Linked DNA regions of Mus musculus: regions 2, 3, 4 and 5 are each linked to region 1. The links are chromatin loops, found by intact Hi-C in ENCODE. Cell type or tissue: left cerebral cortex. All regions are shown on one strand. Region 1 overlaps Rap1gap (Rap1 GTPase-activating protein). Region 2 has its middle 24 kb from the start of Gm32079. Region 3 overlaps Ece1 (endothelin converting enzyme 1). Region 4 overlaps Ece1 (endothelin converting enzyme 1). Region 5 holds the start of Alpl (alkaline phosphatase, liver/bone/kidney).

Region 1 (5,000 bases):
TGCTGGCCTCCTAGAGTGGAGGTGCAGGGGCCTTCACAGGCTGTTGGCCTCTGAGACCCAGACCAGGAGAACATCTGCAGATGTGTGTGTTGCCCGAACAAAGGAGGGGGGTGGGGCGGGGCTGTGGGTGGGGCTGACCTCCCCCCCCTCCCCAGGAGAGCGTGTCGTCCTCAGGAACTCCCCATAAGCGGGACTCCTTCCTCTACAGCACATGGCTGGACGACAGCGTGAGCACCACGAGCGGGGGCAGCTCCCCAGGTACCAGGCTAGCAGTGCTGGGGGAGGGGCGGGGCCAAGCTCCCCAATGCCAAGCTAGCTGTGCTGGAGGAGGGGCGGGGCCAAGCTCCCCAGGTACCAGGCTAGCAGTGCTGGAGGAGGGGCGGGGCCAAGCTCCCCAATACCAAGCTAGGAGTCCTGGAGGAGGGGCGGGGCCAAGCTCCCCAATACCAAGCTAGCTGTGCTGGGAGAGGGGCGGGGCCAAGCTCCCCAAGTACCAGGCTAGCTGTGCTGGGAAGGGGGCGGGGCCGAATATGGGAGCCTGATGTGACAGCCTCTTACGTGGGGCGGTGATCCAGAGGATGGTAGAGGGTAGCTGGGAGGTGAATTGAGGGTGAAGACCCCTAAGGGAGGGACCAGGCAGGGTGGGGGAACCCCAGTGCCAGTCACCCATCCATGCCTGCATCTCCTTGGTGCCTCCTCTTGGCCAGTGAGGTGGCTCCCTCCTGCCCCCCTTCCCAGGCCTCACACGGTCACCCCACCCAGACGTCGGCAAGTCGGGGGACCCTGCGTGTCCCGAGATCAAGATCCAACTGGAAACATCTGAGCAGCACACACCCCAGATGGTACACGGGGACTCCTCCTGGGAGAGGGTAGAGCCGGTTGGGGACAGGGACCCAGGGACCCAATGGCTGGGGTGCCCCACTAGGCCAGAAGGACTGGGCTCTTCCAGTGACTTCTGGTTTCCTGTGTCTCCTGCCCCCACCTCCGGCTGCATCTGTCCCCACAGGGCTGCTAGCTGTCACCTCATCAGCAGGCGGGACTGAGCAGGTCAGCTGGTGCTCACTTGGATCCTCTGGGGTGGAGGAGGGGATGAGAGCCCCCCGGGCTGGGCAGGACTCTCCAGCCTCGGTGGCTGCGGGCCTGGACTACTCTTGACACCTTTTAGCCTTGGGTTCCCTATTTGTGCAGTGGGCACACAGTGCTGCCTCAACTCTGCCTATGAGTTGTTAGGGAGCTTGATGGAGCCAAAAGAACTGGGCGAGCATGGAACATGGGGCGAGCTAGGGATGCCCGTGGGATGGGAGGAGAAGCTGTTGCCATCTTCCTCTGAGTCTCATCTCCCGTTCCCTGCAGAGGAGGCCTCAGAAGCACAAGAAGATGCCGCACCACATCCAGGCAGCTGGCCCTCTGCCCCACAGCCACCCCAGCCCCTGGCGCCCCTCCCTCCAAGCCCTGGGCCCGCCCATCTGGGCTGTCTCCGCAGGGCGGAGCCATCCAGAGCTCTCAGAATGGATGCTGCCGGCATCACCGCCCCCACCCCACCCTCAGGCTGGAGCTCTGGGTGTGGGCAGGGACTGTGGCCCTGGATTGCCCTCACTTGGGCCTCTGTCACACCGGGTTCCCCTCTGGAGCCACGGGGAACAGGGTAGGAAAAGGAGAAGAAGCACCGTGCGCATACAGCCCACCGCAGAAGCAGCAGGTGCAGGGTGCGCGAATGCGCAAGCGCCGGGCAGAGTCCCGTGCGGCTTCTGCTGTGGGACGTGGGCCAGGCACCCTCATTCTCTGGGCATCTCTGCTGCAAGTGGACAAGAGTATTTCAGAGATCACTGAAGCCTGAGTCCATGCACCTGCCCCAGGAGGGGGCCATTGTCCTAGGGACCGCCTATCACGCCGACTGCTTCCCGAGGCCCCGGGTGGGCTAAGGGGCTGGGTCTGCTTCACCAATCACCCAACCTGAGTCCCCCAGCTTTACCACAGAGCTGCCAACGTCCTTTCACTGTCTCCACACGATGGCCCAGTATCCTTGGTTGTGGATAGGGTCATCCCTGGCTCCTCACCCAGCACCCAGCTTAACCCTGCCACCCCACACTCCTGGGAGCACTGGGCTGAGGGGGTCTCAGCTGGTCTGGAGTCCAGACCTCGCCATCCCCTGCCCACCATTGCCGTGGAGGGGGCTGCCAGGCATAGCTGCTGTGAGCCATGTCCTTGTGTGTGTCTGTTCACTCTTAGGAGCCACGCCCAAGGCGAGACTTCCAGCCCCAACACCCACTTTGGAAGCCCTGTGGCCACATGTATGTCAGTAAGGGTTGTACAAAATAAATTCTATTTATCGCTATTGTACCCGGAGTTAAGAACAGCTTTGTGTAAACCCTGCCTAGACACACGAGGACCCAAGGTGGACAGAATATACCTGTCCCCTTTGGTGCTGCCGAGGCCAGGGTGCCTCCAAGGCCAGCAGGTCACAGGGTCTGTGAACACCAGCTGAGGCCTCCTCTTCATGGCCCCACTCTCCGACCCCATACCTGCCATGTGTCCTTCCCTATGGAGAAAGTGTGGTTTTGAAGTCTGCCCTGGCACCATCTCTCCTTAGCTTGGTGGTGAGGAATTCCATCTCTCTCCTCTCAGAGGAACAGGAAGAGCTCATGATCTCCTCAGGGGCTGTAAACATGCAGTGAGCTGGTTCCCACTGTTAACAGGCATACAGTCTGGACAGCATATAACTAACAGTTTCCTTTCCCATCTCATGTTCCGCAAATCCCAAGTTTCCCTTGTATGGCCACCAGGGGGCACCAGAGGATCACCATCTGGGCAGAGAAGCGGACAGAGTCCCTTCCCTGCCTGATAGCATAGGACCACAGGCTTAAGGGTAAAAGGGTGGACAGAAAGGGCAGAGGAGGTAGAGTCTCTAGAGGAGAGGGGCTTGTGTGTGTAGAGAGTGGAGAACATCTCAAACTGGGGGAGAGGGGGGGCTCCAAAGTGAGGACAGCCATAGAGGAGACACGGAGATAGGCTGGGGTGAGGCCAGAGACCACATGGTTTTGAATGCCAAGACTTCACGCAGAAGACAGTGGAGGGATACACTTAGAACAGTGCTGGCTGTTAATGGAGTGCTGGTGGGCCCGCTGGCTGGTAGAATCCTGGAGGATGGGTTCCCTTAAGGAAAGAGCCACAGGAGATTCATTCAATGGCCTTGCAAGTAGATATCCAGTTGTGCTCTGAGGGAGACACCATCTTAGTGTCCCTAGAACCCCGGTGCCCCTACCTCACTCTCACCTCCCCAGGAAGATGCTGAGGGTACTTTGAGGCTCTCTGAGATGTACCATGCCGTTTTTTGACAGGGCTGTTCTATGACCCACGGACGCCTCAGGCCACCCAGAGGCCATGACTCATACCCTAACTCCAGCCCTGACCAGCAGGGTTTGGCTCCAAGCTTCCCTGGCTGCGTTGTTCCTCAGCTCTACAGTGCGTTCTGCTCCAGCCTATAGCTTGCAGTCATGGCATCCAGAAATGAGCTTCCTGGGCACTGGCTCTGAGTTCACTCTCCTAGTGAGCTCGGCCCCCTGTCCCTCCTCTGTGGTCCCTGATGTGAGGCTCAGGGAATGAGACCTCATGGCGATCTTGGTGCTAGAGCTGTGGGGACTCAGATAATACTGAGGTGATGTTGGGGGCAGGAGCAGAGCTGGTATAGCCTCTGAACACAGATAACCATGAACAACCTTACTGCCAAGCCTTCAGATGGTGCCGTCAGACCTGTGTCCAGAGGACATTGCCGCACGGGCTGGCTCCACACAAGTATAGCTGGAATTGAGTGGTGGTGACACACACTTTTAATCCCAGTACTCAGAAGGCAGAGGCAGGCAGAACTCTGTGGGTTCAAGGCCAGCCTGGTCTACAGAGAGAGCTCCAGGAAAGACAGGGCTACACAGAGAAACCCTGTCTTTTTAAAAAAATGGAAGGAAGGGAAGAAAGAGGAGGAGGAAGAAAAAAGAAGAAGGATGAAGAAGAAGAGGAGGAGGAGAAGAAGAAGAAAAAGAAGAAAGAAAGAGAGAAAGAAAAGAAGGAAGAAACAAAGAAACAGAAAGAGAAAGAAAGGAAAGAGAAAGAAAGGAAAGAGAAAGAAAGAAGAGAGAAAGAAAGAAGAGAGAAAGAAAGAAGAGAGAAAGAAGAGAGAAGAGAGAAAGAAGAGAGAAAGAAGAGAGAATGAAGAGAGAAAGAAGAGAGAGAGAAGAGAGAGAGAAGAGAGAAAGAGAGAAGAAAGAGGTGTTGTTGCCTTTGGAAATGCTTCCCTAAGCCCCACCACCACAGGCTTTTTGGCTGATCATCCCTTCGTGGGGATTTGCTCATTTGTGTACCCAATTCTCTGGATCTGTTCAGAGCTGATCTAGATCAAGGGGCCCTGGGGAAACACAGGTGAGTCGCTAGGAGAACAATCCCTGGCCAGCCCAGCCAGCCCCGCCAGCCCTGCCAGCCTCCCTGCCTGGCCACGCCAGCCTTGCTGCAGGAAGAAGCGTCCAGGCCACCACGGCCCAGGCCGTTACTCTCAAGCTCCAAGGTGGGGCTCAGGGAGGCCGAGGACGCATGGGATCAAAGTGGACAGTGCTGTTTCTCTTGTCCCCCTGCCAGTTCTGTGCCTACCCTGGGTTCTGAGGTGGGGAGGGCATGCAGGGACACCAACTCCAGGCTGGAATTAGGGCTAGGGCGGGGGTCACCAGTTCCGGGAAGCAACTGGCTCTGTTAGAAATATCCTGGGCTTCTGGAAACAGCAGCACTCTCCCAGGAGACAGTGGGGGCAACTCACACCCCTGGCATCCCAGCTCCCTGTGGGCAAGACTCTCTAAGTGTCACCTTAACAGGACAAACTATGATCCCAAACACTCATACCTCTAAGGAGTCGTGCATGAAGACTGGTGCAGAATCCATGTCTATAGCATCCCACCCACACCCACAGCAAAGGTGCCCCCGGACATCTATGGCCAACTCCAGGACAACTTTGCCAAAGT
Region 2 (5,000 bases), 110 kb after region 1:
AAACAAAAAGTATATATTTTGGGGGATCTGGGCATAGAAATGCCTGCCTGCAGTCTCAGCCTTGAGAAGACACATGAGGGAGAATTACTAAAAGTTCAAGGCCAGCCTGGTCTACATAGGTAATTTTGGGACACCCATGGCTTCATAGTCAGACCCTATCAGTAATAATAATAATATATACATATATAATATATTATTAATGAGATATATACATAATGAGACCCTCTGAAGAAAAACCAAACGAAAGAAGCTATTCAGGCTATAGGTAAGGTTCAGCCCCATCTAGCATGCACAAGGCCCTGGATTTGATACCAAATACTCCAAATATGCATTTTTAATGAGCTGTAGAGATGGCTAAGCAGTTAAGAGCACTAGCTATTCTTGTAGAGGACCTGGGTTCAATTCCTAGCATCCACAGGGTGGTTTATAACCACCTTCATCTCTAGTTCTAGGGGAATCTGACCCCTTTCCATCTCAAACATACGGTTCTTATACATACATGACACAAAACACTCATATACATTAAAAAATTTAAAAACATATATGTTTTCCTTAAATTCTGGCTATGCATCTTATACCAATTTTTATATCTCTTTTCTTTTCTTTCTTTTTCTTTTCTCTTCTTTTTAAATTTTATTTATTTATTTTTTATTTTTGGTGGTGGTGGTGGTTCTTTGTTTTTCAAGACAGGGACTCACCTTGTAGCCCTGGCTGGCTTGGAACTCACAGAGATCCACCTGCCTCTGCTTTCCAAGTGTTTGAGATTAACCGTGTGCACCACAATGCCTCCCTGCCCTTAATCACACTCTTTGGGGGGGGGGGGGCGGGGTGTAGGAGGCAGAGTTTCTCTGTGCAGCCCTGACTATCCTGGAAGTAGTTCTGTAAACCAGGTTGGCCTTGATCTCACAAAGATCCACCGGCTTTTGGCTCCAGAGTGCTCTGATTGAAGGCATGCACCGTGACAGCCTGGCTTTAATCATACTTTAAAAAACAAACAAACAAACAAACCTTCAAAAAAAAAAAACCCTTACGTGTGTGTGTGTGTGTGTGTGTGTGTGTGTGTACACCACAATGTCCACAAGGAAGTCAGATGGAAACTTGGGGGAGTCAGTTTCTTCCATCATATTGGTCTGAGGAACTGATATCGGACTGCCAGGTTTGGCAATGAGCACCCCGGCTTAACCACCTCAGTGACCTTAATAATGTAAAAACATCTTTAGATTTATTTTATCTTATGTATATGAATGTTTTGACCGAGTGTATGTCTGCTCCATGTGCCTGCCTGGAAGAGAACATGGGATTCACTGGAACCCGAGTTACAGATGGGTCTGAGCCGCCATGTGGGTGCTGGGACTTGAACCCAGGTCCTCTGCAAGAGAAGCCAGTGCTCTAACCACTGAGCCACGTGTCCAACCCCGTTATAAGTTTTGGTAATTTTCCCACCCCCTACTCCCTCCTGGTTTACTAAAGATTTTGGAAACTGCAAATGGGTGTGACTTTCCGAACAGCTTTCTTCTGAGCATGCGCCTGCGCGGAGACTGTCTCATGGTTTTTCTCCTGTAGCCTGTTGATTAACATGAGAACTTAGTGGCTGCATTTTCTGAAGGTTAATTTTCCTTCTTTATCCAGGATAAGCCCCAGTTGGTGGCGCTTTAAAATAAAATAAACATAGGATTGAGCTAAGTGCCATCTTTGCCGCTGTTTCTCATATTTGTGTTCCAAGGGAGAAGAGCTTTTAATTGCCTTCCCTCAAGTTTGTTTTCAGTTTCGAAATTACCCTGTCGTATTAAAGACATTAACTATATCCTCTTTATTCTGAACCCCTTGCTTTAGAATTGAGACGTGGGATTTTATAAGCTCCCAAGGGGGCGTGGCAACAGTTTCTGTCCTGAAAACTCTCCCCCTGAAGGTGTCCCGAGCCTGGATGTTCCAGGCTGTGGGAGCGCCGGCCACCGCTAACTATACCTGATGATGCCCGTCAGGGCAGAGACCAGCTGCAGCTTCAATCCAGTCTCGCCGAGCTACAAGGGAGCTGGGTCTTGGTTTCCTCCTCCGCAAAACGTGGCGTTGGGTACAAGAATGTGGGGAGCTCTTCCAGCCCTGGCAATTGTGGGCCTCAAATGCTTCAGGGCCACCTCGTATGCTGCCACTGCTGTGGGTCTGCAAGCTCAGCGAGACGGGAAGAAGAGACACCAAGGGGGCCAAGTGTGATGGGCCCTTGTCCCCACCCCAGGGTCTCCCCGGCCCTCCACAGGCCCTATGCTACAGGTGCGGCTCTGGGTCTCTTGGAAGCTCCCAGTTCTCCTTTCCACACCCCATTTCCTCTTCTGCCCCGCCCCCTCCTCTGTGCCCCTGTGACTCCCTGATGTCAACTCTAACCCCCCAGTTCAGGTAGCCCTGCCAGCCTGTTTCATTCCCTAGCCCCTCCCACACAGATCAGCCTAGACTCTGTCCGCTCCTTTCTCCTCCCTAGCGGTTACATTCTTAAATCGAGCTGTTTCTTCGTCCACTTCCGCTACAGAGCCCCTGAACTCAAGTGTGGTACTTATTTCCCTTCTGGCTCATGAGCCACACAGATCAGCCTAGTGGCAGCTTCAGTCTTGTCCCCTGCATTGCTCTCTGGGTACCACAGCGCAAGGCTGCTCCGGTGTTCCTGTGTAGGTATCTGCTGCCCCTGCTGGTCAGTTTGTTATAAACACAGACAGCTTTCCAGGTCACCCTTCCCAACATTCAACATGGGGACGGGGTGGGAGGAGGGAGGCGTTGACAGCCAGACCAGACCAGATCCAGGAACCAGAAACTGTAATGAGTGGGGTTGTGTTTGTCCCCTTTTTTATAGGTTGGAAACTAAGATCTTAAGATAAAGTCATTTCATCAAGGGATAGAGCTAGACAAAATAAAATAAAATAAAATAAAATAAAATAAAATAAAATAAAATAAAAACCAGAGCATTTAGGACCAAAGCCAGTGCCTGTAGACATAATTACTCAGGAATTTGAAGCTGGAGGATGGCTTGAGCCAGAAGGACATAGATAGATAGATAGATAGATAGATAGATAGATAGATAGATAGATAGATAGACAGACAGATGACTGATAGATAACCCAGCTTTGCTTGGAGTTCAGAACCGCCTGCAGCTCCTTAGAAACTTTCCACTCTCCCAGAACTCTACTCCCAAGCATGGCATGCCTGTTCTTCTCTACTCTCAATGCGACACCTTCAGACTGTCCACACAGCACAGAAGGCTCTCTGCATTAGCATTAGCATCCTGCCGTAACGTCCCTTCCTGAGACAGCTGTGGTGGCAACCCACCTACAATCCCAGCACTTGGAAGTTAGAGGTGGCAAGCCATCACAGCACTTGGAAGGTGGAGGCAGAAGGATCAAAAGTTCAAGGTCATCTTTAACTACACAGCAAATCGAGCATCAGCCTCCGCAGCCCATCCTTCTACCCAGCCATTCCCCCATACCCTCTCCTACACACACAGTCTACCCCACACCCAACCCAAGCCCTCGCAAGTAGCTCATCTCAGGGGGTGGGGGGGGGTGGGAGGGGAAAGCAAAAGAGAAGAGCCTCCCTTGACCTGACCCAAACTGGAGCTGCCTGCCTATTTCCTTAGGAAGAAAGTCCTTAAGGGAAAGGGGGCAGGGAATGTAACTCATGCTGTAGCTCTTGTTGGTAGACACTTGTCTCGTGTGCACACATCCCGGAACTATAAGCTCACCATGGTGGGCTTATCTATCACCTATCTATCTGTCTATCTGTCTATCTTTCTATCTGTCTATCTATCTGTCTGTCTGTTTATCCATCTATCTATCTATCTATCTATCTATCTATCTATCTATCTATCTATCTATCTATCTATCATCTATCTATCTATCTAATCTACCATCTATCTATCATCTACCTATTATTTATCTACTTATCTATCATTTACCTATCATTTATCTACTTATCTAGCATCTATCTATAATCTATCATCTATCCATCTATCATCTACCTGTCATCTACCTACCTGTCATCTATCTATCTATCTATCTATCTATCTATCTATCTATCTATCTATCATCTACCTACCTATCATCTCTCTATCATTTGTCTGTCTCTGTCTGTCTGTCTATTACCTACCTATAACTACACACTGTAATCTCAGCACTCCAGAAACAGAGGCAGGAGGATCAGAAGTTCAAGATCACCCTCAGCTACACATGGAATTCAGTGTCAACCTGGACTACATGAGACTCTGTCTTATACTGGGGTGGGGGTGGGGGTGGAGGTGGGGAGGGATCCTGGGAATATGGGTCCATAGTAGAGTACTGACCCTGAGTTTGGCACCTGATGCCAATAATAAATAAACAAACAAACAAACAAACAAGCAAGCTTTGGGGAGGACTGCCCGTTTGTTTTCTTCTCCTTCAGCACGGGCTATTCTGGATTTTGTCCCATGCTTGCCAAGTCACGCTGACCGGATGTTCCCTAAGCCAGCAGCCCATGTCCTGCTGACTCAGTACACTTGACCTCTTGCTTGGCAGCCCTCAGCACCCGGGGATGAGAGTTCTGTCCTCTGTGGTCAGAGCTCCTCCTGGTTTTGTTTCCTCCCGTTTCTACTTCTCAGTCTCCTCTGCAGATCGCTGACACTCCCCAGCCCCGTCTCAGACCCTCCCCTCCATCCTGTTCTCTCCTAGGGTGTCCACAGAAGGACTAGCAGCCCTCCCATGCACGCCACCTCTGTGGGGTACCTCCGTTGCAGGGGGTGTGTTACTGGTTTACAGCAAGGTCCTCAAGGTGGCGCAGCCTACCTGTCTATCCTGCAGAGATGTGGAGGCCTTACTCTGACTTAGCCTTTCCTCTGATCCTAAGAGGGACATCCAGCTGCTTGCACTTCTCTCCTTAAATGTGGGAAGCCACATGTGCCGTTGCAGAGTGGCACTGACTACTGCTGGCCACCACACATAAGTTTGGACAAACAACCAATGTGTACATATGCAGTAAAGTTTTTT
Region 3 (5,000 bases), 220 kb after region 1:
TATTGATGGCGCCGTAGCTAAGAGTCAGGGGCGCATGATGCTGAAACAGTCTCCATCGCCCTGAAAGACCTAGAGTTCTGAAAAGCAGCATTCTAAAAATAACAGGGCATGTAGGTGACACGGGGCTGGAGCTGACCATTCCAACGTTGTGCAACCCTGCTCGGGGACACTGTGCTAAGTGAAGTTGGCCAGTTACAAAAGGGCAAGCCTTGGGGGCTGGGAGGTTGGGACAGAAGCTCAGTGAAAGGGCATTGGCCTTGAGTCTAAAAGCCCCAAGTTCAATCCCAAGCATCGGGGGAAAAATTTACAAGAACTGAAACTGTCTTTATGTCCAGTTATCTGAAGTTCTTGGGGCAGTAGAGAGCGGTAGAAGACAGAGTGGGTGTGGTTTCTACCCCTGGGGACTTGGGAAATAGGGAGTAGAATTCTTCAGCCTGGTAAAATGCTGAGAAACTGAGGCTGGAGGGGGGAGGGGTGGCCGCACTAAACTGAGTGTCTAAAGCTACACAGCTGGACTCATGCTTAAGGTGAGCCCCACTAGTAGGACACAGAAGCAGGGGGATCACTTCAAGTTCAAGGCCAACCTGGTCTACATAGTAATACTTTGTTGGGGGAAAAAAAAATTCATATGATGGTCCAGAGTTAGCTCAGCGGGTGATGGCTCCTGGACCAAGCTGATGACCTTAAATATGTTTTGTAATGGGGACAGCAGATATGGCGGTACGTGCCACTAATCCCAGCGCTTCAAATGAGGTTCTTGCTAGTTTTTTTTAAAGTGGGACTACAAGGAAATTACAAGTTTCAGTGGTAGCCATCAAGCCCATGTGTGTGGCACGTGTATTGGAAAAGATTCATGCATATAATTCCAAATGGTCCTGCCCAAAGAAAAGGCACAATTATCCCCATTTTTTATTATTTACTTATTTTGAGACAGGCTCTCACTGTGTAGCTCTGGCTGGCCTGGATCTTGCTATGTAGACCAGGCTGGCCTCAGACTCACAGAAATCCACCTGCCTCTGCCTCCCAAGTACCACTGGCTTCCGCTGCACCAGCTTTGAAATGAGGTCTCTTTTTTAAGTTTTTAGTGGTGTATGTGTGTGTTTCAGGATATGTACATGGCTGTGCAGATGCACACAGAGACCAGAAGAAGGTGTTGGATCTCCTGGAACTGGAGCTATGGGTAGTTGTGGGCTTCCTGACGTGTGTGCTAGGAACCAAACTTGGGTCACCTACTCTTTAGATGAGGTCTTGTCACTGGCTCCTTAAACTGCTACAGACAGACACTCTGGCCAGCCAGCCCTGGCTCTCTCTGCCTTGTGCTCTGACAGGACAACATCTTTCATACCTGCCGTTAGTCAGAAAGCCACAAAGCCTTCTGAGGAATGGCCGGAGACATGGGCTGAGGTAGAAGTGCCCTGGCCACCCTCACACTACCCTCTTCCCTTGCAGACCTTGGCACCTGCCATCAACTGGTTACCCTTTCTGAACACCATTTTTTACCCAGTGGAGATCAATGAGTCTGAGCCAATCGTGGTCTACGACAAGGAATACTTGAGACAAGTCTCCACCCTCATCAACAACACCGACAAATGGTAACGGCGACACACAGGGTGCTGACGGAACAAGGTGGTCTGGGATGGCTTCCTCAGGCTGGGTGGGGAACAAGTGACATTCAGTCTCAGAAAAAGAGTCCTGGGTGGGTTTCTGCAGGAGGCTCCTGGTTCTGACTACAGGTTCGAATCCCAGCTCCTCCTGGCATCCTTCCCCTGGGTCCCTCTCCCACCATACGGAGAGGCTGTGAGAGGTAGAAGAGTTACGAGAAGGAAGTCCTGGCCAGTCCTGAGACCCAGTAAAAACTGGGTACTGGTTTCGGTTAACACTCAGGGATACTTTTTACATTTTAAAGGCAGAAGTGTTGGAAGGTGTAAGGAAAAAAAGGAGCTCCTAGGAGTTGGAGAGATGATGGCTCAGTGGTTAAGAGCACTGACTGCTCTTCCAGAGGTCCTGAGTTCAATTCCCAGGAACCACGTGGTAGCTCACAGCCATCTGTAGTGGAGTCTGGTGCCCTCTTCTGGCATGTAGGTGTATCTGCAGATAGAGCATTTAATAGATCCTTTTTAAAAAAGGAGCTCCTAGGTTGTGTGTATTTGTGTTTATACATATACATAAGCGGTTTCCTGATCTATGGCATCCCCCTGTGAACAAGAGCAGATGTTTTGCCCATGGCCTCTGTCATCTTCCCTCACAAGATCCCAACGCTGCAGACATTTTTCCTGGCTTAGTAGTATTCCATCGCGTATACGTGTGTTAGTTTACCTTGCCCTGGGCAAGTGGTTAGATTAAATGGTCAAAGGTGAGGCCTGCAAGCACAGCAGAGGCACAGATAAGTTTCCTGTACCCTGGGGGTGGGGCAGAAGGAGCTGCCAATCATGGAACCTTGAGTCTAGCTGGGATGGAGTCACCAAGCAATGACATTTATTGAGTACCAACGGCATACAAGCAATTGCATTAAATACCAGAGGTTTTCTGTGGTGGAAGAGCTGGGCTTGACCCTCAAGAGCTTATGGTCCCCGTGCTTAGAGATCAGTCAGCAGTTGTATGGGCAGGCTGGAGGAGGGCCTGGGGCAGAAATGGAGTTTGAACGCTACCCAGGCGTCTCTGAACTCTCCCTGGTCCTGTCACCACAGTCTGCTCAACAACTACATGATGTGGAACCTGGTACGCAAAACAAGCTCCTTCCTGGACCAGCGCTTTCAGGACGCCGACGAGAAGTTCATGGAGGTTATGTATGGGACGAAGAAGGTGAGCGTGCTACCGTGCGTGCGCACTGCGCATGGGCCAGGGATGAGGGAGACCGTGGTTCCGGTGCAGCAGTGGCTGTGGGTCTCCTAAGGGAGGAGATTGAAGAGAGACATTGTGGGGGGGGGGGGGGACATGGGCGGGGCGGGGGGAGCTGCTGTCCGTGGGGGCCCAGGAGGGGACATGAGCCAGCAGGAGGTGAGCAAGAAGTAAGCACACTGAGCCAAAGAGCAAAGAGGTATCTTAGCAACGAAACGGATTGGGAGCAAAGGTGGCTTATAGACCCTTCGCTCTATCGATGGCTGCTTCCCTTGTGTGACATGTGATCCTCATGTGGAGGCCATCGTTTTTCTCTTGATTTACTCTCTCTGTGTGTGTGTGTGTGTGTGTGTGTGTGTGTGTGTGTGTGTGTGTGTGAAGGTCAGAGGACAACTTTCGGGGTCAGTTCTCCTATCAAGGATTCTGAGAATTGAACTCAAGTTGTCAGACTTGTGCAAAAAGCCCTTTTACCCACCGAGCTGTCTCCCCTGCCCTCTTGTCTTGAGACAGGGTCTCATGTAGCCCAGGCTGGCCTCTTGTTCCTTGCTGTGTCAACTGATGCATCACATATGAAAACCCTGTATTTTGGTGGCGTAGTGATGGTACACGCCTTTAATCCCAGCACTCAGGAGGCAGAGACAGTAAGTTTATGGCCAGCCTGGTCTACAGGGAGAGTTCCAGGATAGCCAATGCTACATGGTGAAACCCTGTCTCAAAAAAAAAGACAAGAAGAGGAGGAGGAAGACCTTGTTATTTTGATTATTATCTACATGTTGCTGTAGGGTACTTCACATTTTGATTACCCATCTGCCTGTGATGGGCATTTGTACTGTGATCGGTCTGGGGCTGATATGGATTAGGCTTTCTGGAGTGTGAGAGGCTGTTACTGCCAGCTCTCCAGGGTGAAGAGGACCCCCTAAGCAGCAGTTGTTTATGTAGAGTAGGGTGCCCGTGTGTGGTCACACTGTCCACCAGGGCTGCCATGCAGGAGCGAGTGGGAGCGAGGCCTCCCAGGGCTTCAGCCAGATCTCTGCCACAGCCACCACCTTGTCTGTAGTGTATGCTGGTCAGGCATCCTGTGGACGTGAGGCCTCAGGAGGAGAAAGAAGACTTCTGCTGTCCTGGAGCTGTGGTCTCTCTAGGAGGTTGCAGCAGGGTGGGGTCCTGGCCCCCTGGGAAGGTTCCGTACTGTTCAAGTAGACGTTCCCTGCATCCTCTGGGAGGCAGGAGGAGGCGGGGCTATGCTAGGAGGCTGGGGAGTGACTGACTTCCCACTCCAACCACCTTACCTTACCTGCCCTCACTTGCTCCAAGACCCTGGAGGGAAATTTATCTTGGTTTTGTTTTTAGGTGTGTGTGTGTGTGTGTGTGTGTGTGTGTGTGTGTGTGTGTGTGTGTGTGTGTGTTTGAGATAGGATCTCAAGTAGCCCAGGCAAGGCTTGAACTTACAATGTATCTGAAAAGGGTGACTGACACTGGTCCTTCTGCCTCTACTTCTTCAGTGCTGGGATTACAAGTATGCACCACCTTGCTCAGTTGTGTATGTGTCTGTGTGTCTGTCTGTGCGTAAGGCAGGGTCTTACTCTGTAGCTCTTAGCCTGGAACACACTATATGGACTATGCTGACCTGGAACACACAGAGATCTAGCTGCCTCTGTCTCCCGAGTGCTGGGATTAATGGCCTGCGCCACCATACCCAGCCCCACACCTAGCATTATGTGAAGCTGGGACATGAACCCAGGGCCCCTTGCATCCCACACTCTGTAACTGAGCTACATCCCCAGGTCCCAGAAGAGAAAGGGGAATCTTACTCTGTAGCCCAGGCTAGTCGCAAACCTCAGGTCACCAACTCAAGGCCACCATGCCTATCTTATTTTCCCTTCAGTACTGGTGACAGAATCTACAGCCTCCTGCATGCCAGGCAAGCACTCTGTCACGGAGCTGTATTCCTAGCCCTGAGTCTTCTCTGTTCAGTGCCTAAAGTAGCCTCCTCTGGGTCAGAAAACGTATCTCTGAAGCGCCAGGAGAAAGCACAGGCCCCTGGCGGCACGGTTCCTGGAGGGAAAGTGGGGAGGAGGGCTCGGCCCATGTACAATCATGTGTGTGCCCCACTGACAGCCATGTCTTATGTTTTCCAGACCTGTATTCCCCGCTGGAAGTTT
Region 4 (5,000 bases), 220 kb after region 1:
GATAGGCTACCCCAACTTCATCATGGACCCCAAGGAGCTGGACAAAGTCTTCAATGACGTAAGTGGCTTCCACATGCCCCTCAGACTCCCCGATGCCCATGTGAGGAAAGGCCAGGGTGGTGGCTCTCAGCCTGTACCATCGTGATGGGGGGGTGGGGTTAGGGATATGGGCATGAGGAAGGTTTCCCCTGTTCCTTTATGTTCCTGGGTCAGTGGGAGCCCCTGTCTCCCCAGAGCCACCATCACCCATTGTTTGGTGGTTATTACTGGAACATAAGCTCTGTGCCTCACTAGGAATGGCCAGCTCCAGGGAGGGGCCCCAACACCATGGGACAGAAAAAAGGACAGGGGGGAGTAACCAGACAGGGCAATGTGCATCTCTGATCCTAGCACTCCAAAAGCTGGGGCGGGAGGAACAGGGTTCAAGGCCAGCTCTGGCTACTTGGCAAGTTCACAGTCAGCCTGGACTATAAGGTAGACCCTATCTCAGACAGACAGACAGACAGACAGACAGATCCAAAGATTAAGGGAGGTACTGGAGATCTGGCTCGGTGGTTCAGAGCGCGTACTGCTCTTACAGAGGACCAGAGTTGGGTTTTCAGCACCTGCATTGGGCAGTTCTCACAACCATCTGTAATGGGATCTGATGCCCTCTTCTGGTGTGTCTGAAGAAAGCCATAGTGCACTCAACATAAAATAGATCTTTTTAAAAACTGACCATATTAGCTAAGACAGGCATAGGATATGTCTGTCAGCACTGGACATAGTCTTGCTGAAGTCCCAAGTGCTATTATGTTAGGGTGGCACATAGCATCGTGACCCTCTCAGGCACTCTTGGGTAACAGTTCTAGGGTGTCTTTGAAAGGGAGAGTCAAGCCAGGACAGTGGTGGCGCATGCCTTTAATCCCAGCACTCGGGAGGCAGAGGCAGGCGGATTTCTGAGTTCGAGGCCAGCCTGGTCTACAGAGTGAGTTCCAGGACAGCCAGGGCTATACAGAGAAACCCTGTCTCGAAAAACCAACCAACCAACCAAACAAACAAACAAAAAGAGAGAACCTGAGCCCTCCATTCCACTCTCTGGCCTTGTGGGGCCTGAGTTCTCACAATTCTAGAAGGTTCCCAGCCTAACTGTTCTCTGGTTTTTTTCAAGACAGGGTTTCTCTGTATAGCCCTGGCTGTCCTGAAACTCACTCTGTAGACCAGGCTGGCCTCGAACTCAGAAATCTGCCTGCCTCTGCCTCCCAAGTGCTGGGATTAAAGGCATGCGCCACCACGCCCAGCCTAACCGTTCTCTTACAGGAGTCTCTGCTTTATTTCCTCAGTACACAGCAGTTCCTGATCTCTACTTTGAGAACGCCATGCGCTTTTTCAACTTCTCATGGAGGGTCACAGCTGACCAGCTCAGAAAAGCTCCCAACAGAGATCAGTGAGTTCCCCAAGGTGTGGGCTCCTTGCACACCGGGAGACCCAGGGTGACCTGAGGTTGGGGGGGGCACTTGGCTTCATTGCTTGCGTTTGTGAACCAGAGACAGGTGTTCTAAGCACCCTCCGAGGGATGGAGGTGCTTCTCTGGCCAGCAAGGTTCCTGGCTGGGGGTGGGTGGGTCAGCATCACCCCTCACCTGGCCTGCTAGCAGAGTGGTCAGCACCCCGGAGCCGAACAGAGCCGGCTTCCTGTCGCACGCAGCATTGCTGATTCAGCAGCCGTCAGAGCTTGCTTCTCCTTCTTGCCCGTGGGAAGGAAAAAACATGGTCTTGGATCATTGGGCAGGGCCCCCATGTGGTCCTCAATTCCCCATGAACAAAAGTGGTGGCTTTTCCATAGGGGTTTGAAGAAGATTCCGGATGGGCCCCAGCCACTCGAACTGCTGAACCAAGCTGTACCACAGCAGGAGCACCTGAGGGCCTTTTTCAGAGACACAACCTAGGTGCCGGGGTGTGGCCCAGTTGGTAGAGTGCTTGCCTTTTACCTGCAAAGATCTAGCCTTGATCCCCAACCGTGCAAACAAACCCCAGAGCCTCTTAAATCAGAATAACCAGTAGGGAGACCCAGTGTCCGTCTTCCACTGTCTTTGAGGATGGGGTTTTAGCATGTTGTCCAGGATTGCCTTGAACTCCTGAGCTCCACTGCTCCTCCTGCCTCAGCGTCCCCAGTGCCTCACAGTGAGCACATGCCGCTGCACACAGCTTTGGGTGTGTTAGTATTTTATTTAGTAAGAAAAAAAGTGCTTGCTATAGAAGTATGGAGGCACTGTGATCTGTCACGTCGGTGCAGGCAAAGGAGACAAGACCCCGGAGCTTGTCCCACCTGCCGGCCTAGCCAAGCTGGCAAGCTCCAGGTACCATGAGAGATCTTGCCTCAAGAAATTGAGATGGACAGCAGTAGAGGAAGACACTCAACAATGACCTCTGGCCTCTGCACACACGTGTGCACACATGTGCATATGCCACACTCACAAATAAATAACACTCAAGCATGCACCGCACACAAACAAAGATAGATAGATAGATGGATGGATGGATGGATAGATAGATAGATAGATAGATAGATAGATAGATAGATAGATAGATAGATAGATAGATAGATAGATAGATAGATAGGACAGACAGACAGACTCACTCTAGCTAAGCATGTATATAATACTCATGGGTAGAGAACTTGCCTGGTGTGAATGAAGCCCTGGGTTCCGTGCCCTGGTCGCAAAACAAAAACAGCACAAAACAAACAAACAACATCTCTTCAGAAAAGTCAGACGCCCTCTCAGCTCAGTGTTCCTCAGATTAACTTTCTGACTCCAAAACATCTTTTGCAGAATTTGTAACCTAGGTGATGACAACTCCCCTTTGCCTCTGGCGCCCTCTTGTGGACAGGAGATTCAGACACCTGTTTCCTCTAAGCAAAAGATGGGCTTCAGATGGGCACAGGCAGGGCTGCCAATTCATCTGAATTTTTTTTAAAGATTTATATATTTATGTATGTATGTATGTATGTATGTATGTATGTATGTATTTATATGTATGTGAGTACACTATAGCTGTACAGATGGTTGTGAGCCTTCATCTGGTTGTTGGGAATTGAATTTATGACACATCTGCTCACTCTGTGGGTGGTTGTGAGCCACCACGTGGTTGCTGGGATTTGAACTCAGGACCTTCGGAAGAACAGTCAGTGTTCTTACCCACTGAGCCATCTCTCCAGCCCAAAGATTGATTGGTTGATTGATGGATTGATTGGTTTTATATAAGTGAATGTTTTACAGATCGGTTTAGCTGACTTGAATTAACATACAATTCTTAGCTGTCTACTTAGATTAATTTATATTTCCTGCTTTTGGCTTTGTTTCCCACAAGAATCAGCTTCACTCTAGGGCTAGCTGGCATTATCAGTTCCTCTTCCTCTTCTTCCTCCTCTTCTTCTTCCTCCTGACCTCATTATCCTCCTGCCTCAGCCTTCTGGAGTTCTTGTGACATTCAGCAGTTACTGGATGCCGGTTGCATGCCGGATTCTGTCCATTTGATTTCACTGATTTATCTCATCCGATCTTCTGAGTCCCTCTTGGTCTGGCTGCCTCTCTTGGTGTGTGGCTCCTCGTCTCGGCATTTCTTCTAGGCTCTGCCCCACAGTTACCTGGCAACCTTTACAATGTTTTTCATGACATAGATGAGTATTTTGCCTGCTTTTCTGTTTGTGTACCGTGTGCATGCCTGGTGCCCACAGAGGTCAGAAGAGGGGTCAGATGCTCTGGATCGAGAGACACAGATGGTTGTGAGCTGCCATGTGATAATGAGAACCAAATCCAGGTCCTCTGCCAGAGCAACAAGTGCAGTCAGCAGTGGTGGTGCACGCCTCTAATCCCAGCACTGGGGAGGCAGAGGCAGGCGGATCGGAGTTGAGGTCAGCCTGGTCTACAGAGTGAGTTCCAAAGTTTTGGAAAAACAAACAAACCAAAAATGTACAAAAAACAAGAAAGAAAAGAAAACAAACAAAAAAGTGCTCTTAACTGCTGAGCCATCTCTCTAGCTCCCATGAATCTTTTCTCGGTAGGTAGATAATTGAGTGGATGATAAAAACAGAGGTATTGATAAAAACAGAGGTTTACTGTTTTCAGGACCAGCTCTGGGGGTGGAATCAGCCTTTCTCTACAACTGTGCTCAGCCCCAGTCTCCTCAGCTTTCTTTATTTCTGGTTTAGCAGGCAGCTGGGTTCTCATGTCTGCCTCTATATCATCCACTCTAACAGTTTGCTTAAGAGTATATATAGAAAAGCCAGCCTCACACAGACAGCCAGTTAGGAAGTGGGAAGGTTTTTGTTGGTCGTGGTTTTTCTTTTGGATTTTTTTGGGACAGGGTCTCTCTACCTAGCCTTGGCTCTCCTGGAACTCATTATGTAGACCAGGCTGGCTTCAAACTCACAGAGATCTGCCCACCTTGGCCTCCCAAGTGCAGGAATTAAAAGTCTGTTCCACCATGCCCAGCAGGAAAGAGGAAGACTTTAATAGTTGTGCATAGTCTAATGCTTGTACATATTACTATCCCTTTTATAATAATAATAAAAAAAATTAGCTGGGTGGTTGTGGCTTATGCCTTTAATCCCAGCACTCAGGAGGCAGAGGTAGGCGAATCTTTGAGTTACCAGGCCAGCCTGATCTATAGAGGGACTTCCAAGACCTAGGGCAACAGATAGAAACTCTTTTTTCAGGGGGGTGGGGGAAGAACGAAAGAAAGAAAAGGATTTTTACCTATTTTACGCATGTATTTATTTTATGTATATATGTCTACCACACGCATGCAGTTCCTCTGGTGACCAGAAGAGAGCATCAGATCCCCTGGGACTGGATTTACGGGCCATTGTAAGCTGCCCTATGGCAGCTGGGACCTGAACCCAGGTCCTCTAGAAGGGCAGCCAGTGCTCTTAGTCACTGAGCCATCTCAGCCCACCCCAAGATTATTTTGAAACCTTACATTCTTGTCATGGGTAACAGATGACATCAGTTGTTTTCC
Region 5 (5,000 bases), 67 kb after region 1:
GGGCTATTCCCAGCCGGGAGCTCCAGGCTCCCCTCCCAGGCTGTGTCCGGGAGGGAGGAGGACACCCAAGTGACAGTAAGGAAGGCTGAGTGCTTCCTCCCTGTCCAGCCCATCAAGGAATGGGCAGAGCCTGGGCAAAGGTGGTTGACAGGATCGCAGGGTTCAGAGGCAGTGACATAACCCTGTACACACTGATGCAATCTCTGCTGAGACTGGAGCTAGGGACAGCCACTGCTTTCTAAAGTATGTGAACCCGCTAAACATGTTGCAGGCTGTACAGCATGCTCCCCACCAATAGGGTCTACAGACCAAAGACTTCCAGCTCCTGTACGCCCTCAAGGAGAATCCCGAGCCACCGTGAGAGCAGAGCTGTGGCCAGATCACACAGTTTCACCCCATCTTGTTAGTACTATGTACTGGCTGCTCACTGTGACAACAGTGTGACATCTTGATCCCTTTTTTGGGGGAACTACGTCATCTTCATTCTACCATGTGACACTCAAATTTTCAAAGCCTGAAAAGAATTTATTATGCCAATGTTCGCCTCAATGAGTTGGGTGGGGGGAAGGGGTCGTTATTTACTGTTCCCTTCTCAGCACCTCGATCAGAGTTTAGCGCACAACTGATGCCTGGTAAGTATGTGTGGATCGAAGACACTCACTGTCTGGCCTATCGGGTCTTTTGATTCACTGTAGTCTTAACATATAGATGGGACCATCACTGACATGGCTGCGAACCAGCCCAGACCTGTCTCACTCCACCAGTAGGCTTCTGAGAAGCTGTGTTCTCCCCTAAGGGAACCAGAGACGGTTCAGGAATTGGAAAAGGAGGCAGAGACAGGAGACGGCCAGGGAGTGGGAGAGGAAAGAGCTGACTGGGGAGACCAGAGAGGCTTGGAGGGTGAAGGGCATACTGGGGGGGGGCTCTCCTTAATCTCCTGGGCTGTGGAGAATGGGCAACAGGGTTCAATGCCTAATGTCATTGCCTACATTGTCTAAAACTCTCTGTCCCTATTTGTAGTCTGTCAGGTGTCAGAGCAGTCCTTATCCAGCATTTAATAAACAGTTGCCCTAATTCTCAACCAGACTGAGAATCTGAGGCTGCCTGAGGGGGGGTCTTTGAATTCTTCTTGGAGCCAAACGTTCTTTCAGGCCTGAGAATAATCCCTCTGTTATATGTATGTGTGTGTGTGTGTGTGTGTGTGTGTGTGTGTGTGTGTGTGTGTGTGTGTGTGTGTATGATTTTGAGACCTAATCTTCCTAGAGTGTTAGAGTGGCCTCGAACTCACAGAGATCCTCAGCCTCCAGACTGCCAGCATCTCTCCAGAGTTGCCGCGCCAGCTTTCCTTTTTAATCAGGATTCACAGGCATACCCCAGAGTCCTTTGCAAGTCTTCCTTCCTCAGGCCCATTACGCGTTGAAAAGGATTACCATGGACAATGTGGGAGTAAGAATGAGGTTTTTTTCCTCCGTCTTGGGTCCTGCCGCTGTGACTGTGCCTTTAACCCTTTCTTACCCGCGCTGGGCAAGGCAGCAGCCCCACTCTCACCTGCACACAGCCTGGAACCGTTCACAGGCTCCTTCCGTTTCCTGGGCTCCCCCACTCTCAGACAGACACTAGCACGCGGTCTCCGATCTCTCCCGCCAAAGATCGCAGCACGTGCCTTCTTCCTGCTGCTCCCCAACTACTTTAGACACCAACGGGACAGAGTGCCAAGGGACCACGAAGGGCGCAGCTGTGGACTACGGAGGCGCGTGGGCACCGGGAGCAGGTGCTTAGCACGAGGGTGAGGTCCTGGGTAGCGGCTCAGCGGGCGCCACGTCCATCATCCTGCCAGGCCACAAGAGATGCGCGCGGAGTCCGGAGCGGGAGGTCGTGGGTCCCCAGGGAGCCTGACCTTCCACGTGTCCCCACCGTGGCTGGGACAGTCACTGCGGGACCGGCGGAGCGCGCGCGTGGGAGTCGCGCAAGCCACGGGCGCAGCATGCTTTCCTTACCTGCAGGCACTCGTGGGGAGGGTCTGTTCCGGCTCGCGAGCGGCAGCCCTAAGGAGCGCAGTGGCGGGAGCGTACTCTGGCGGCCACCTCCCCCGCCTGCTTATGAAGGCGGCCTGGCCGAGCACCCGCCGGCCTCCCCGCCCCCGGCCGCCCCGCCCCCGGCCCGCACCCCGAGCCCCAGGCGGGTGCCTCTGCGTTGCCAGGGCGCCCCCTGCCGGGAGCGCGGCGCTCGACCCGGCCCGTAGGGCTGCAACAGGCAGGGTAACCCGCCTTGCCTCTCTCTTTCCCTGCGGCTCATCCTGGCTTCAGGGTGCAGCTGGCTTGTCTTTAGGTTTGATTTCTCTGTAGGAGACTTTGTCCCTCGATGGTTGTCTTCCTGTGCCTGACCCTGCGCGTCTGTGAACCCACCTGGCTCCTTTTTTCTGTGCGTCTTTCTGCCTACACATCCTTGTCCGTCACCATGTGCACCTCTGAGCCTCACACCCTTACCCCTTTCCTATCCACTTTCTCTTTTGCCCTTAACTAAGTCAGTAGGAAGCAGAAGGAGACCCCTTGGACAGGGCCCTCCCTCCCTAATATCTGAAGAAACAGGGACTCAGGACATTCTGTCTGTCCCAGCCAGAAGCCCCAGGACCTGCCCGGGGCAGACCACTTCCCAGGCAGTGGAGCCAGACTGTCTAGGCCCACAGGCCTGCTCTGGTGACTTCGGGGGACTGGCCAAGGCTCTATAACCCGCAGACACTATCCCCTGGTTTTTCTTCCTTCACGTTATTGGGAGAGTTATAAGAGACCGAGTTTGGAACATGCACAGGAAACAAGGAAAGGCAACCGCTGGGTGCCAGTGGGCCTTATCCAGTTCCCCAAGGGCCACCACCTCCCTTCCCCTGAAAGCCAGTCTGGTTTTGAAGTCTCTGATTCGTTTCCTACTGTGAACTCCTGGAGGTAGGTTTGAATGCCACCACCATTTGAATACTTCCTCATTTCCTCCTAAGAGGAGGGTCTTATCATCGCTACTGAAGCTGACAAAACCCATCTGTACCTCTAATCCCCAACAGCCAGAGATTTGAAAGCAAAGATCAGGTTTCCCTGAACTCCATCTTCCTGGGCACCTAGGATTGATCACTTCTACCCTGAAGTTCCGTCTTAGGTCCAGGCATCTTCTATATGAGCTCTACTATTGAGCCCATTTTACAGGAGGAAAAGCAAGGCCCAGAGACAACATGTGACCTCATCGGTAAGTTCAGGGCCGGAACTGGAGCCTGATGCCAAAACCCAGGAATGCCTGGGTTTGTTTTCATTTGTTCTTGTATTTTAATAATTAATGCTGTTTATTTACAGCGGTGCTAGGAAATTTCCCTTGAGAAATAAGTTTATGTTTTTACAAAGTGAGACCAAGTATTGGGTAAATTACTCCTTATTTATGTATTTCATAGCAAGGTCATAATGGCAAAAGCCATTGGGGCGGTGAATAAATGAAACTTTGGTCATTTCCCGGCAGTCCTCGTCTGTAAGGAGCTGAGAGTTAAGACAGCAGTGAGCTCAGAACACAGCACTTGGCAATTACTTGCTAGCTAGCGCCAAAGGGCTCAAGATGACAAAAGGCTGGAGATTGTATCTGTGTGCCGAGGGACATCCGCATCATAAATGATCCCCCTTCCCAACATTGGCAGAGCTGAGAAGCTGAAGCAGCAGGCGCTGAAGGCTGAAGGGTCCTGTCTCTTACCACGGAGCCCCTCTCCTCTGCCCCCAACACCACACATGGAGAATGAGCAATTCTGGCTTGACTTATGGCTAGCCTGAGTCCATTGTGTCTTCATGGAGAATCGAAAGCACTCTCCAAGGGATCGGAGTGGCTGCTGATCTCCTTCTGCCACCTTCTTCGCTACACTTTCCCTGTTGTTGGTCTCTGACCCTCTAGAATTCAGTTGAAGAATTCAGCTCAGTGGTACAGCATTTGCCTATGTGCAGGAGACCCTGGGTCCCAGATTCAGCACAGAAGGAAGCAATCACCTGAGATGGTGTCTCCCAGCATCCCTTGCTTCCCTGATCTCTGGGTACCACTTTTGATGCAAGGAGGGGGGTCAGGCCTTCACATCAGGAGCCCAAACCCGCCCCCACCCCACCCCACCCCCTGCCCTAGCTCTGTCCTGGCTGGTTGGTAGGCTGACAAGGTACCTCTGGTTAAGCTGTTTGGTCCAGAACATTTGTAAATGGAGCCCAGATTCTGCAGGGCCAGGCCTGCTCAGCCGGTGGAAGCAGCCCCTTACATAGAACTCTCGCCGTCTTTTCTCCAGGGTACGATTCCGAGAAATAGGAAATGGCACCACCTGACCTCCAAGCTCCCGTGCCTGAGAGCTGTTCGTTCTTTCTCTTTGTCCATATTGACTTCATGCCATGAGCTCCCTGCTTGAAGTAAGGCCCAAGTTTCATAGTCACAGCTGGGTTGACTCACACACCTGTAATCCTAATATTCAGAGGGTTGAGGCAGGAGGATCACAAATCCAAGACCAAACAACTGCAGAGAGAGACCATATCTAAAAAAAAGGGGTCAGGGATACCAAGTAAGAGCCAGGGGTCCAGAAGCTTAGAGTAGGGACCTCAGTGGACAAGGACAAAGGAGAGGAGACAGCTGGGCCCCTGGGGGTAGGAAAGACATCTGAACTCTGGTAGGTGTTTAAAGGTGTGATTGTTATGTTTCAAGCAAAGCTCCGGTTTTGTGACTCCCGGGGCTCCCTCTGGCCCCACCTTCAACTCAGTATAAAAATGAACTTGGAGATTTGGATGGAGGGGCCTGCTGTATGGCTTCCTGAGTCCACACAGTGGGTCAGGCCGCCCAGAGCAGCCCTACATCCAGAATGGGGAGTAAAGTCCAGTAAAGTCCATCCTGAGCCGTCGGCTGAGGAACACTTCCTTTGTGCCTGTCAACCAGATGCAAAGCTCTTCTTCACAGTAAGCCTCATTTGGTAACCATGGAGGCAGACTCTCTAGCACCACTCTCCCCCT

Evidence for each region. Peaks named below come from ENCODE experiments on the same cell type or tissue, not always from the same donor. Only the 100,000 strongest peaks of a DNase experiment are listed, where the experiment ranks them.
Region 2: a loop joins it to region 1, with 7 times the contacts of the local background. A loop is called at or near these places in 32 of 42 quality-filtered maps.
Region 3: a loop joins it to region 1, with 3 times the contacts of the local background. A loop is called at or near these places in 28 of 42 quality-filtered maps.
Region 4: a loop joins it to region 1, with 4 times the contacts of the local background. A loop is called at or near these places in 28 of 42 quality-filtered maps.
Region 5: a loop joins it to region 1, with 7 times the contacts of the local background. A loop is called at or near these places in 34 of 42 quality-filtered maps.

What each region holds. Positions count from the first base shown.
Region 1 is chr4:137,727,522-137,732,521 of GRCm38, forward strand. Rap1gap (Rap1 GTPase-activating protein) reads left to right here. Exons shown (of 24, transcript NM_001379234.1): 21 at 156-258; 22 at 739-842; 23 at 1,007-1,047; 24 at 1,354-2,340. The coding sequence ends at 1,015. Among named protein-coding and RNA genes, the nearest start is that of Gm52682, 8.2 kb to the left of the region's middle. In left cerebral cortex, a CTCF peak has its summit at 2,781 (motif pointing right); DNase peaks (open chromatin) are centred at 545, 723, 1,370 and 2,782; H3K27ac peaks cover 1,558 bases.
Region 2 is chr4:137,833,482-137,838,481 of GRCm38, forward strand. No RefSeq gene overlaps it. Among named protein-coding and RNA genes, the nearest start is that of Gm32079, 24 kb to the left of the region's middle. In left cerebral cortex, a CTCF peak has its summit at 2,665; DNase peaks (open chromatin) are centred at 2,664 and 4,586.
Region 3 is chr4:137,943,568-137,948,567 of GRCm38, forward strand. It overlaps Ece1 (endothelin converting enzyme 1), which reads left to right. Exons shown (of 19, transcript NM_001369179.1): 9 at 1,450-1,592; 10 at 2,688-2,802; 11 at 4,977-5,000. Among named protein-coding and RNA genes, the nearest start is that of Gm52683, 37 kb to the left of the region's middle. In left cerebral cortex, a CTCF peak has its summit at 2,087 (motif pointing left); no DNase peak of the experiment used is centred here.
Region 4 is chr4:137,950,176-137,955,175 of GRCm38, forward strand. It overlaps Ece1 (endothelin converting enzyme 1), which reads left to right. Exons shown (of 19, transcript NM_001369179.1): 13 at 1-58; 14 at 1,323-1,426. Among named protein-coding and RNA genes, the nearest start is that of Eif4g3, 41 kb to the right of the region's middle. In left cerebral cortex, CTCF peaks have their summits at 2,855 (motif pointing left) and 4,805 (motif pointing right); DNase peaks (open chromatin) are centred at 2,855, 3,740 and 4,209; H3K27ac peaks cover 1,379 bases.
Region 5 is chr4:137,794,245-137,799,244 of GRCm38, forward strand. Alpl (alkaline phosphatase, liver/bone/kidney) reads right to left here and starts at 2,140. Exons shown (of 12, transcript NM_007431.3): 1 at 1,998-2,140. In left cerebral cortex, a CTCF peak has its summit at 2,223 (motif pointing left); DNase peaks (open chromatin) are centred at 1,441, 1,854 and 2,215; H3K4me3 peaks cover 776 bases.